2 separate regions of the Homo sapiens genome follow, and region 1 is linked to region 2. A link is an interaction called in ENCODE POLR2A ChIA-PET data of the cell type or tissue named here. Cell type or tissue: Panc1. All regions are shown on one strand. Links, peaks and the distances in the headings refer to the core of each region. The heading gives the core; the rest is flanking DNA.

Region 1 (6,572 bases), core at 1-5,000, 160 kb before region 2:
TTAGCTGGGTGTGGTGGCACACACCTATAGTCCCAGCTACTCAGGAGGCTGAGGCAGGAGAATCGCTCAAACCTGGGAAGCGGAGGTTGGAGTAAGTTGAGATTGAGCCACTGCACTGTAACCTGGGTGACAGAGCAAGACTCCATCTCAAAAAAAAAAAAAAAAAAAAAAAAATTCCAAGTAGGTCAAAAGGGCAGATACTGAAAAGTCAGTGTCCTTTTCCAGTCCCTGGTTCTCCTCCCAAGGGCAAGACTCTTGGTGTCCACCCCAAAGACACCACACCCAGACAGGATTCACCCATCTCTCTGAGGGCTGCTACCTGAGAGACTTTATCTGCAAATAAGATGACCTTTGTTCTTAGTGCAGTTCTGCCCTTCACCCTACCTTAGCTTGTCACCACCATGGTCCAGAAGCCTCCTAGCCCCTATCTATTTCTGTATCTCAAAATGCTATTTAAGCTTCAACCATCTGGACCTTCTTTGAATCTCATACTTTGTGGGGTTTCTCTGTGTGTGCACATAATGGATTTGTGTGCCTTTTCTCTAGTTCATTTGTCTACTGTCAAGTTTATTTCAGAGACTCAAATTATCAAGCCTTCAGAGACGGTGGATGGAAAGTTTCACTTGTCCCTTCACTTGTTAAAAATTTTATAAAGTTCTTTTGAGATGAAGTCTCACTCTGTCACCCAGTTTGGAGTGCAGTGGTGTGATCCTGGCTCACTGCAGACTTGACCTCCCAGGCTCAAGCCATCCTCCCACCTCAGCCTCTCAAAGTGCTGGGATTGCAGGCATGAGTCAGGTCACTGCAGCTGTGACCTCCCAGCCTCAAGTGATCCTCCCATCTCAGCCTCTCGAATACATGGGATTATAGGCACAGCTATAGTCCCACCATGTCTGGGTAATTTTAAAATTTTTTTTGCAGAGATGGGGTCTTGCTACAATGTCCATCCAGTCTCATCTCAAACTCTTGGCCTCAAGTGATCCTCCTGCCTTGGTCTCCCAAAGTGCTGGGATTACAGGTGTGAGCCATCACACTGGCCTTGTCCCTATACTTTATAGCCAGAAAAGGGCTGAGGAAAGCAGAAACAGAGAACAAAAAAACGGATTGGCACTTTCAAAATTACCTTCCTTGTAATGGATAAAGCAGAGTTGTTCTTCAGTTCAGCAAACCAGGAAATCTCTTAATTCAGGAGGGCCAGCTGTGGGTTTTATGGAGCTGTTGCTTCAGAGACTCCACACAGAGGGGGAAATGTTCTAGAGATATACCAAACCCCCTGGGGATTCCAAATCATCAGGCCCACATTTGTAACAAACTCCCAGAAGATGCCAAAGCCTATGCTCCCAGGACGAAGCATTGAGTAGCTGAATCTTACAGGAATCAAGCCAAACATCCCTTGCATGTTGATACACATTTTTTTTTTTTTGAGATGGAGTCTCGTTCTGTTGCCCAGGCTGGAGTGCAGTGGCACGATCTCGGCTCACTGCAACCTCCGCCTCCTGGCTTCAAGTGATTCTCCTTCCTCAGCCTCCCGAGTAGCTGGGATTGCAGGCACACGCCACCAGGCTCTGCTAACTTAAATTTCTCTCCTTTTATTTCCCCTTTACCTTATAGTTAGGGCATTTTGGAGCTAGGTTTTATTATCTAAGTGTTTCATTTCAAGGTAAGAAATTATTTGCTATACATCGGGAGCACTGGCTCTGATGAGGTTGAGCAACACTGATGCAAAGCAAACGTGAGTGGGGGCTGCAGTCTTCTCTCTCTGCTAGGGGTGTGGGTGGGAAGCTGGGGAAAGTCCTGCTGGTCCAGTTTGCAGAAGTAGAAATGTCATGGACCTCCGGGAACAGAGAAGTGGGCTGCACGACTAATTCCAAGGGTGTTAGAGGTTCCACCAATGCGGCTTTCTGGACTACAGCTCTCCCTGGAGGCCATTGTTAACAGGATTAGAGTGAGGTAGGAGGCGGGACTCGACTCCAGAGGCGTGGCTTGGACACCAGATCAGACTGAGGACTTGGTAGAACAGGGCGGTGGAGGACAGCAGGAGGGTGGGAAGCAGTTTTATTTATTTATGTATTTATTTATTTATTTGAGATGGAGTCTCGCTCTGTTGCCGGGCTGGAGTTGGTCGGCTCACTGCAACCTCCGCCTCCCAGGTTCAAGCGATTTTCCTACCTCAGCCCCTCGAGTAGCTGGGACTACAGTCATGTGCCACCACGCTCGGCTAATTTTTTGTGTTTTTAGTAGAGACTGGGTTTCACCGTGTTAGCCAGGATGGTCTCCATCTCCTGACCTCGCAATTCGCCCGCCTCAGCCTCCCAAAGTTATGGGATTACAGGCGCGAGCCACGGCGCCCGGCCAGCTTTCTATTATTATTATTATTATTATTATTATTATTATTATTATTATTATTAAGACAGAGTCTTGCTCTGTCGGCCAGGCTGGAGTGCAGTGGTACAAGCTCAGCTCACTCCAACCTCTGCCTCCCAGGTGCAAGCGATTCTCCTGCCTCAGCCTCCCGAGTAGCTGGGATTACAGGCGCACCCCACCACACCTGCCTAATTTTGTATTTTTAGTAGAGACGGGGTTTCACCATGTTGGCCAGGCTGGTCTCGAACTCCAGACCTCAGGTGATCCACTCACCTGGGCCTCCCAAAGTGCTGGGATTACAGGTGTGAGCCACTGCGCTCAGCCGGAAACGGCTTTCTATGAGACAGGCCCACCAGTGTGCCATGTCAATTTACTATCGCCATGGCAACACCACGAGTTACTGCCCCTTTCCACAGCAATGACCCAATGATTACTCCTCCTTCCCTAGAAATTTCTGCATGAAACGCCCCTTAATCTGCATGCAAAATTAAAAGTGGGTATAAATATGACTGTGGAACTGCCCTGGGCTGCTACTGCCTGCCTATGAATAGCCCTGCTCTGCAGTAGCGACCACCGAGCTGTGACACTGCCACTTCAATAAAGCTGTTTCTTCTACCTCTGGATTGCCCTTGAATTCTTTCCTGGGTAGGCCGGGCGTAGTGGCTCATGCCTTATTCCCAGCACTTTGGGAGGCTGAAGGGGAGGTGGATCATTTGAGGTCAGGAGTTTGAGACCAGCCTGGCCAACATGGCGAAACCCCATCTCTACTAAACATACAAAAATTAGCCAGGCATGGTGGTGCACACCTGTAGTCCCAGCTACTCAGGAGGCTGAGACAGGAGAATCGCTTGAACCCAGGAGATGGAGGTTACAGTAAGCCGAGATGGCGTCACACTGCACTCCAGCCTGGTTGACAGAGCAAGACTCCATCTCAAAAAAAAAAAAGAAAAAGAAAACCTTGACAAATAGAGCCAGGGAACGCCATAAAGACAGAGTTCTCATGTTTATACGCCTGATAACAAAAATGATTACAAAAGACTCTACAGAAACCATAAACTTGCCCAAAGGGCATTACAACTTTACACAAAAAATGGTTCTACAAAGCCCTCCGTGGAAGAGCTGCCTGTCTGACCTCGAACGGGCATCACCCTCGATTTTGATCTTTGTAGTCAAGGATAATTATTTCAAAACAATTATGTACTCCTCATTTTTTCTTGTAAGAGCCTTTGTCTTCCTTTACCTTCCTGAATCTGCACATAGTTCACTATGGCATGCAGATTCTCATTGCAGTGCTGTATTCCCAAACAAACATCTTTTCTCTCTTTTTTTTTGAGATGGAATCTGGCTCTGTTGCCCAGGCTGGAGTGCAGTGGCGCAATCTCGGCTCACTGCAACCTTTGCCTCCCCAGTTCAAGTGATTCTCCTGCCTTGGCCTCCTGAGTGGCTGGGATTACAGGCGCCCACCACCACACCCAACTATTTTTTTTTGTATTTTTAGTAGAGATGGGATTTCACCATGTTGATCAGGCTAGTCTTGAACTCCTGACCTCAGGTGATCCGCCCACCTCAGCCTCCCAAAGTGCTGGGATTACAGGTGTGAGCCAACGTGCCTGGTGCAAACATCTCTTCTTTTATAGAACCTCTCTCTGTTTGTTAATTAGGTTCACACTGCAGCCTCAATCTCCCTGGGCTCAGGTGATCCTCCAGCTGAGCCTCCCAAGTACCTGGAACTATAGGTGTGCACCACCATGCCTAGCTAAGTTTTTTATTTTTTGCAGAGACAAAGTTTTGCTATGTTGCCCAGGCTGGTCTTGAACTCCTGGGCTCAAGTGTTCTGTCTGCTTTGGCCTTCTAAATTGCTAGGATATAGGCATGAGTCACTGTGCCCAGCTAGCTTCTTTTTCTCTTCTTCTTCTTTTTCTTGTGATGGAGACTCGCTCTGTCTCCCAGGCTGGAGTTCAGTGGCATGATCTCAGCTCACTACAACCTCTACCTCCTGGGTTCAAGAGATTTTCCTGCCTCAGCCTCCCAAGTAGCTGGGATTATAGGCACCCACCACCGTGCTGGGCTAATTTTCGTATTTTTAGTAGAGATGCGGTTTCACCATGTTGGCCAGAGTGGTCTCAAACTCCTGACCTCAAGTGACCCACTCACCTCAGCCTCCCAAAGTGCTGGGATTACAGGCATGAGCCACCATGCCCAGCTCCAGCTGGCTTCTTATAATTATAAAAACTAAATATTTTGGAGTCTATTAATACACGAAAATTATGGGAAAACATGTTTGTAAAGTTATTAAATGATTTTCGTTTATAAAATACTCATATGTGACAGGCAATGCAATATTTCTTGCTTCCCAGGTTTTCACTAAAATTTAAGGTTACTGTATTAGTCCGTTCTCAAGTTGCTATGAATAAATACCCAAGACTGGATAATTTATAAAGGAAAGAGGTTTAATTGACTCACAGTTCTTCAGCATGGCTGGGCAGGCCTCAAGAAACTTACAATCATGGCAAAAGGGGAATCAACATGCCCCTCTTCACAGGGCAGCAGGAGAGAGAAGTGCTGAGCAAAAGGGGAAAAGCCCCTTATAAAACCATCAGGTCTTGGCCAGGCGTGGTGGCTCATGGCTGTAATCCCAGCACTTTGGGAGGCCGAGGCAGGCAGATCACTTGAGGTCAGGAGTTCGAGACCAACCTGGCCAACATGGTGAAACCCTGTCCCTATTAAAAATACAAAAATGAGCCAGGCATGGTGGGACACACCTGTAATCCCAGCTACTTGGGAGGCTGAGGCAGGAGAATTGCTTGAACCCAGGAGACAGAGGTTGCAGTGAGCCAAGACTTTGCCATTGCACTACAGCCTGGGTAACAGGTGATAGAGCCAGACTCCTCCAAAAACAACAGCAACAACAACAAAAGGTGAAAGCATTTGCTTTTTCTCCTCACTTGATTCCTCCAAAATCTGGAAACTCTTCGTGAGTATTCTTATTTTTATTTACATAAGTTCAGAAAAAGTCTGCCCTTTCTTTATAAGCAAGATATAATAGAAAACACTGGCTATATCACCAAGGCTTTGACTGAAGTGTCATATTTTATTTTAATTAATTAATTAATTAATTTATTTATTGAGACCAAGTTTCACTCTGTTGCCCAGGCTGGAGTGCAGTGGCACGATCTCAGCTCACTGCAACCTCTGCCTCCCAGGTTCAAGTGATTGTCCTGCCTTAGCCTCCCGAGTGCTGGGATCACTGGTGTGCACCACCATGCCCAGCTAATTTTTTTTTTTTTTTGTATTTTTAGTAGAGACAGGGTTTCACCATGTTGGCCAGGCTGGTCTCGAGCTCCTGACCTCAGATGATCCACTCACCTTGGCCTCCCAGAGTGCTGTGGTTACAGGTGTGAGCCACCATGCCTGGCCTGAAGTATTATATTTTAAAATATACATAAATGCCTGGCTTCAAGAGTTCCCAGTCTTACAATGAATGAGTAAAAATGGCCCCTTTCTGGCAGGCCCAAGAACCTTAAGAACCTGTTGGTAAAATCTAAAGTCTGCCTTGGTTTGGCTTCTGAGCCTCAAGAGGTTTCTAAATCTGAGATTCCTATATGATAAATGTGGAGAGAAAAAGTTACATTTCTAAAGAAAAACTATAATATACCTATTAATAGATTGCAGCCCTGTGCACTGTTTTTAAGTTCTTGTTATCTACCTATAGACTGGACGAGTTCCTGAATTCTCCTGACTTCCTCCAATATATTGCTACAACTCTCTGACTAAAAGCAACGGCTGGATGGGCGAGGTGGCTCACGCCTGTAATCCCAGCGTTTTGGGAGGCCGAGGTGGGCAGATCACTTGATATTGGGAGTTCGAGACCAGCCTGGCCAACACAGTGAAACCCCATCTCTAATAAAAATACAAAAATTACCCAGGCTTGGTGGCATGTACCTGTAGACCCAGCTATTCGGGAGGCTGAGACACGAGAACTGCTTGAACCTGGAAGGTGGAGGTTGCAGTGAGCTGAGATTGCGCTGCTGCACTCCAGCCTGGGTAACAGAAAAAATTCTGTCTAAATAAATAAATAAATAAAGTAAAAGCTGCTCTGTTTCCAAAGCCCTATACGCTGAAATGAGACCAATTTTAAGGAACAAACTTTGTGCCCAATGTATGGGCCACACAAAAGCTCACCAAACTGTCTGACATCATGACCAAAG
Region 2 (7,799 bases), core at 2,800-7,799:
CAGGAGTTTGAGAACAACCTGGCCAACATGGTGAAACCCCATCTCTAGTAAAAATACAAAAATTAGCTGGGTGTGGTGGCAGGTGCCTGTAATCCCAGCTACTCGGGAGGCTGAGGCAGGAGAATCGCTCCAACCCGGGAGGTGGAGGTTGCAGTGAGCCAAGATCGTGCCACTGCACTCCAGTCTGGGTGACAGGGCGAGACTCCATCTCAGGAAAAAAAAAAAAAAAGTGTAATACTTAAAAGAAGTAATACGCATAAGTGATACCAAATCCAAAAGTTTCAAAGGACATAGAGTACAAAGTCATTGTCCCCACCTTGCCTGTCTCGGACGCCACCAGATCTCGCCCGCAGAGTCACTTTCTGGAAGAGATCTGACAAATCTTCATTTTATATACATATATATATATATATATATATATGTATGTATATTTTCTTCTTCTTTTTCTTCTTCGGCATCCATTTTGAAGCACAAGGCCCACTGTTCCATATCTTGCTCTTCTACTTAATAACTGCCTCGTAGATACTTTCTTATTAGCAACATAGAGAGAATTGGCATACTGTTTTTGTTTTGTTTCTTATTGAGGTATAATTTACATACAATAAACTACGCCCATTTTAAATCTACAGTTTGCTGAATTTTGACAAATGTATACACCCATATAATGACAACTGCAATTAAAATGGAACTTTCTCATCAGCCCACAGCATTTACTCTTGTGCCTTTTTGTAGTTAAGCCCCACCAGCCTCGTGAAATTACAGACCTGCTGTATCTGATTCTAGATTAGTTTTGCTTTTTCCAGAACTTTAGATAACTGGAATCACATAGTCGGTACTCTTTTATGTCTGGCTTCTTTCTTTCCTTTTTCTTTATTGTTCTTTTGTTTATTTATTTACTTTGAGTCGGAGTTTCACTCTGTCGCCAAGGCGACACTGAGCAGTGGTGCAATTTTGGCTCACTGCAACCTCTGCCTCCCGAGTTCAAGCGACTCTCGTGCCTCCCGAGTGGCTGGGATTACAGGCGTGCATCAACGCTTGGCTAATTTTTGTATTATTAGTAGAGACAGGGCTTCATCATGTTGGCCAGACTGGTCTTGAACTCCTGAGCTCAGGTGATTCGCCCGTCTCGGTGTCCCAAAGCGTTGGGATTACAGGCGTGATCCGCCGCGCCCGGCTTTCTTTTTTCTTTATGCTCTAAAATCTATCACTGGCCAGGCCTAGTGGCTCACACCTATAATCCCAGCACTTTGGTAAGTCGAGGCAGGACTATCTCTTGAGCCCGGGAATGTGAGACCAGCCTGGGCAACACAGTGAGACTCCCATCACTACAAAAAATACAAAATTTGTAAAATAAATAAATTTTAAAAATGTATCACTGTATTGCCTGGCTTCTTTCATTCATCACAATGTGTTTGAGAGTCATCTGTGTTTTGTATGTACCCATAGATCATTCCTGGGCTGGGCGTGGTGGCTCACACCTGTAATCTAACACTTTGGGAGGCCGAGGCGGGAGGATTGCTTGAGCTCAGGAGTTCGAGACCAGCCTGGGCAACATGAGGAGACTCCCTGTCTCTACAAAAAAATACAAAAATTAGTTGGGCTTGGTGGTGTGTGTTTGTGGTCCCAGCTACTTGGGAGGCTGAAGCAGGAGGATCGTTTGAGCCCAGGAGATGGAGGTTGCATTAAGCCGAGATCGTGCCCCTGGACTTCAGCCTGGGAGACAGAGCCAGACCCTGTCTCAAAAAAAAAAAAAAAAAAAAAAAAAAAGGTGATTCCTCTCCTTGCTGAAGTGTGCTCCATTGTGGCCATTCCAGTTAGTTTATGCACCCACTCGTTGCTGGGCACTCGGGTTCCCCTCAGTTTGCAGCTGTTATGAAAAAGTACCGTGACCAGGTCTCTGTGTGGACAATGTTTTCATTTCCCTTGGCTAACTACTTCAGAGCAGGGTCACTGTGTCGTAGGTTGTGCATATTTTTTGTTTTATAAGAAATTGTCGGCCAGGTGCAGGAGCTCATGCCTGTAATCCCAACACTTTGGGAGGCCGGGGCGGGTGGATCACAAGATCAGGAGTTCAAGACCAGCCTGGCCAATATGGTGAAACCTCATCTCTACTAAAAATACAAAAAAATTAGCTGGGTGTGGTGGTGCATGCCTGTAATCTCAGCTACTCAGGAGGCTGAGGCAGGAGAATCGCTTGAACCTGGGAGTCGGGAAGTTACAGTGAGCCAAGATCACGCCACTGCACTCTAGCCTGGGCGACAGAGCAAGACTCTGTCTAAAAAAAAGAAAAAAAAGAAAAGAAATTGTGCAATCCTTTTCCAACGTGGTCATACCACTGCTCGTGCTTTCTGTACTTCGTGATATATGAGACGTGGCTTTGGGGAAGAGGGACTGTGTTGGTCACCCAGGCTTTGACGTATTTGGGAAATAGCCTGTCGGGGCTGAACCCCCATATTAGGGACTTTACCATCCCCCTGCTGGAGAGAGGGGGACGTTTGGGACTTATTGTTAGAATGCACTTGGAGGCCGGGTGCAGTGTGGTTCACCCCTGTCATCCCAGCACTTTGGGAGGCCGAGGCTGCAGTGAGCTGTGATCAGCATCACTGCACTCCAGCCTGGGCAACAGGGAAAGATCCTAACTCAAATAATAATAATAATAATAATAATAATAATAATAATAATGCACTTGGCTTTGCAGGGCCCAGCTGTGGCCCTGGATCCCTTGGATTGAAGTAAAAGGGTTTCTCATAGATTCTGGGGCCCATCACAATTACTGAAGCCGGCTCCTTGGAAATAAATGCACATTTCTCAGAGGCTCCCTGGGTGAATCTGACAGAACCTGCCCTAAAGTTTGGGAACCGCTGAGTTTGGGAACCACAAAAGCCCTGAGATGCAAGAGAACAGGTCCTGGAGGCAGAGACCAGAAACCCAGGACCTTGGATGCTGGCCAAAGAGATGGGATTTTTCTCCTGAGGGCACTGGGGAGTCATGGAGGGCTTAACTGGGGGAGTGACACAGTTCAGGCTTTAGTCCAACCCCTGTGGCTGTCATGTGTATGGGTGTGTGTGGAACAGATGTGAGCGAGGCACCCAGAAAGGAGATCATGTGAAAACCACAGCCAGGGTAGGGGTAGGCAGGAGGGGATGTCAATCTCTACAGACTCTAGTTTTCTTTATTTTCCTTTATTATTTTTTTTTCAATTCTTTTTATTTTTTATTTTTTGAGACAGAATCTCTCTCTGTTGCCCAGGCTGGAGTGCAGTGGTGCCATCTTGACTCACTGCAACCTCCACCTCCCCAGTTCAAGTGATTATCCTCAGTAGCTGGGATTACAGGCATGTACCACCATGCCTGGTTAATTTTTGGTATTTTTAGTAGAGATTGTATTTTTAGTTTCACCATGTTGGCCAGACTGGTCTCAAACTCCTGACCTCAAGTGATCTGCCCACCTCAGCCTCCCAGAGTTCTGGGATTACAGGTGTGAGCCACCGAGCCCGGCCTATTATTATTGTTTTTTGAGACAGGGTCTCGCTCCATCACCCAGGCTGCAGTGCAGTGGCGGCGCCATCTCAGATCACTGCAACCTCCACCTCCCAGGCTCAAACAATCCTCCTGCCTCATCCTCCCAAGTAGCTGGGACTACAGGCATGTGCCACCACGCCTGGCTAACGAGGTCTCACCACGTTGCCCAGGCTGGTATCCAACTCCTAGGCTCAAGTGATCTGCCCGCCTCAGCTTCCCAAAGTGCTGAGATTACAGGCACAAGCCACCGCATCCAGCCACTCTACAGACTCCTGGCTGCCCTTCTGTCCTAGTCTCCTCCGGCTCCCAGCCACTCCCTGCCCTGGATTCTGACCTGGGCACAGCTCTGACTACACTCACCAGACACCCCTCCTTCTCCTTCTCCTCCTCCCCCATGGCGATGACAGGTCTCAGGCAGGGAGGGTGGGCAGCCAGGACAAGGGCGTGGGTTTGTGTGCGTGTGGTGGTGGTGGGAGTGTCTGGTCGTGCGTGTGTTGTGAGCTCTGCCAGTGTTTGCCTGGGAATCTGCTGGGGACTTCCAGGTGCAGTATTTGTTGATCTGCTCCCTCCCCTGGTTTTTCCCCACCCGCTGGGCACTGGTTAATTCCCAACTTTCCAGGGCAGTCACTTCACCTCTCTTGCCTCAGTTCCCTGATCTGTCAATAGAGATACAATTACCAGTTCCCAACTCTGCAGGGTTGTGAGGTTCAAAGAGTCCAAGACTCAATAAATGTAACCATCATCTCCTGCTTGCTTCTGTATGAGCCCATGTTTCTTCCCAGGGGCGATTTGTTTTTTGTTTTGTTTTGTTTTTGAGATGGAGTCTTGCTCTGTTGCCCAGCCTGGAGTGCAGTGGCACGATCTCAGTTCACTGCAACCTCTGCCTCCTGGATTCAAGCGATTCTCCGGCCTCAGCCTCCCGAGTAGCTGGGACTACAGGCACGCACCACCATGCCCAGCTAATTTTTTTTTTTTTTGTATTTTTTTTTTTTTTTAGTAGAGATGGGGGTTTCACCATGTTAGCCAGGCTGGTCTTGAACTCCTGACCTCAAGTGATCCGCCTGCCTTGGCCTCCCAAAGTGCTAAGATTACAGGTGTGAGCCACTGCGCCTGGCCTGTTTTTGTTTTTTGTTTCTTTGAGACAGGATCTCATTCTGTCACCCAGGCTAAAATGCAGTGATGCGATCTCAGGTCACTGCAACTTTGACCTCCTGGGCTCAAGCGATCCTCCCACCTCAGCCTCTTGAGTAGCTGGGACCACAGGTGTGTTCCACCAAACTGAGATAATTTATTAATTTTTTTGTAGAGATGGGGTCTTGCCATGTTGCCCAGGCTGGTCTCAAACTCGTGGGTTCAAGTGATCTTCCTGCCTCAGCCTCCCAAAGTGTTAGATTACCGGTGTGAGCCACCACACTCAGCCCTTGGGGGCAATTTGAATCTGTGTCCCTGTGTATGTTCTCTAAGATTCTGTATGCGAGTGTGTCTAACTCGTTGTGTACCAGCTGTGCAACCTTGGGTGAGTTACTAGACCTCTCTGTGCCTAGTTTCTTCATCTGCTAAATGCACATGACTTCCTAGTCATGCTACTTCCTAGGGTGGATGTGGAGACTGAATTAATTGCCTAATTAATTACCTAAGTCCATTGCAACTAATGGACTTAGTGCAATGCCTGGCATGAGGGCAGCCTCAATTACATGATCATTATCACTGGGGCGTGACTTCTGTCCCCCACCCGCTGAGTGTCTGTGAGTGTCTGAGCGTTGGGGCAGGAAGTGCCTGTGAAAGCATGTGGAGTTATCTGGGACTATATGGGACCCAGCCTGGGAAGGCAGCTTCTGTTTCCATGGCACCCCTCACAGGGTTGTTGTATTGGAAAGACCCGTCCCAGAGGGCATCCGCCAGCACACAGCTGCACACACATGTTTGCTGTTACTTTTCCTTTACCTATAAAATGCCAGTCATAGTAGCACCCACCTTGTCTTTGTAGGAGAATGAAATGAACTTAGAGGCGCTCAGTAGAAAGCACTCACGCCTGTAATCCCAGCACTTTGGGAGGCCAAGGCAGGTGGATCACTTGAGGTCAGGAGTTTGAGACCAGTCTGATCAAGAGGGTGAAACCTCGTCTCTTCTAAAACTACAAAATTAGCTGGGTGTGGTGGCACATGCCTGTAATCCCAGCTACTCGGGAGGCTGAGGCAGGAGAATCACTTCAACCCGGGAGGCGGAGGTTGCAGTGAGCTGAGATCGTGCTTCTGCACTTCAGCCTGGGTGACAGAGTGAGACTCCATCAGAGAGAGAGAGAGAGAGAGAAGCAAGCGCTCAGTGCTGAGCTTACCTGGGCCAGGTAGAGGGATGTGGCCACGGGCAGGAAGTGGCTGTGGGAATCTGGCGCTACAGGTTCCTCTGCCACCCCACTTCCTCCACACCTGACCTCCTGTCCCCACCTGTGCCCCGTCCCTTGCTCCCACCTCCTCGTGACCTCTGATGGGGGAGGCTTCTGCAGCCCCCCACCCCAGTCCCAGGCAGGGGTGCAGGCCCCCAGAACACCCAGTTGGGATCACTGCTTCCCTCTCACTGCCATCTTTGTGCCTCCCTGGGGTCCCCCATCTCTGAGGCTCCTCATCTCTGGTTTTGGGTGTCTCTCTGCTCTCCTCACCTTGGTTTTCTGGACAGTATGTGTCAGGGCCCCAAGGGGGTGTCCCAGGTGAGGACAGAGAAGGAAGTGGCAGAGGCAGGACCTTCCCTTTGCACCTCAGCTCATCCATCCACTCCCCCTCTGCAGAGTGGGGAGGGGGAGGAGGGGGGTCTTCGTTAATTAGCCTCTTAATCCTGCCATGCTGGATCTTAATGAGGTGCACGGGTCCCATTAGACAGCCCGGAGCCCTGGCATTAGCACATTAGTCACACGCTCTGTCAGGCTCACGCTGGGTCCTCAGCTGGCCCTGGGAAAATTGGGGCAGGAAGTCTGGGGACCTAAGGAGGGGGCTGGTGCCTGGACTTCTGGGTCTGAAGAAGGAGGGGCTGGTGCCTGGACTCCTGGATCTGAGGGAGGACGGACTGGGGGCCTGGATTCCTGGGTCTGCGGGAAGAGGGGCTGGTGCCTGGACTCCTGGGTCTGAGGGAGGAGGGGCTGGGGTCTTGAATTCCTGGGTCTGAGGGAGGAGGGGCTAGGGGCCTGGACTCCTGGGTCTGAGGGAGGAGGGGCTGGGGTCTTGAATTCCTGGGTCTGAGGGAGGAGGGGCTAGGGGCCTGGACTCCTGGGTCTGAGGGAGGAGGGTCCGAGGGACAAGATCCTCCCCCGACACGCCCCTCTCTTAAATGTCAGCCAGGGTGCCCTGCCCCTTCCCGCTCCCAGTTAACCCCAGCCCTGTGAAACCGGGACAGTCGCGCAGCCTCGAGGGATGGAGGAGGTGCGTGAGGGACACGCGCTCGGTGGCGGGATGGAAGCCGATGGGCCCGCGAGCCTCCAGGAGCTGCCTCCCTCGCCACGGTCGCCTTCACCGCCGCCGTCGCCGCCACCACTGCCCTCGCCGCCGTCGCTGCCATCGCCCGCAGCCCCGGAGGCCCCCGAGCTCCCCGAGCCGGCGCAGCCGTCCGAGGCTCACGCCCGGCAGCTGCTGCTGGAGGAGTGGGGGCCGCTGAGCGGGGGCCTGGAGCTGCCCCAGCGCCTCACCTGGAAGCTGCTCCTGTTGCGGCGGCCGCTCTACCGCAACCTGCTGCGCTCGCCCAACCCCGAAGGTGCGCAAGGGCCCAGAGCAGCCAGGAGGCACCACCCTGACCGTCTGTCTCTTCCTCTTTCCCTGTTTCCTTATCTCTCTACCTCTTTGTCTCTCTCTGTCTATGCATTTCTCTGCATCCCTCTGTCTCTTTTTCTGTCATTGTGCCTCTCCATTTTACCACCTGTCTCTCTGTCATGTCTCTTACCTACCTCTCTCACACCTCTCCCTCACACCTCTCCATCTCTCTTTCTCTCTCCTCCTCTCTCTCTCCCCCTCTGCCTATGTTTCTGTCTCTTGAGACGGAGTCTTGCTGTCGCCCAGGCTGGAATGCAGTGGTGCAATCTCAGCTCACTGCAACCTCCGCCTCCCAGGCTCAGGCAATTCTCCTGCCTCAGTCTCCCGAGTAGCTGGGATTACAGGCATGCACCACCATGCCTGGCTAATTTTTGTATTTTTAGTAGACACAGGGTTTCGTCATGTTGGCCAGGCTGGGCTGGTTTCAAACTCTTGGCCTGTCTCTTTCTCTGGGTTCTTCTCTCTGTCCCTCTGTCTCTGTCTG

Evidence for each region. Peaks named below come from ENCODE experiments on the same cell type or tissue, not always from the same donor. Only the 100,000 strongest peaks of a DNase experiment are listed, where the experiment ranks them.
Region 1: POLR2A ChIA-PET joins it to region 2 with 5 read pairs; 1 of 35 experiments calls an interaction of 5 or more read pairs at or near these places.

Annotation. Positions count from the first base shown.
Region 1 is chr19:39,036,441-39,043,012 of GRCh38, forward strand. No RefSeq gene overlaps it. Among named protein-coding and RNA genes, the nearest start is that of FBXO27, 7.2 kb to the left of the region's middle. In Panc1, for the core only: no CTCF peak of the experiment used is centred there; a DNase peak (open chromatin) is centred at 1,960; H3K4me3 peaks cover 476 bases; H3K27ac peaks cover 1,386 bases.
Region 2 is chr19:39,190,061-39,197,859 of GRCh38, forward strand. NCCRP1 (NCCRP1, F-box associated domain containing) reads left to right here and starts at 6,904. Exons shown (of 6, transcript NM_001001414.2): 1 at 6,904-7,259. The coding sequence starts at 6,923. In Panc1, for the core only: no CTCF peak of the experiment used is centred there; a DNase peak (open chromatin) is centred at 5,231.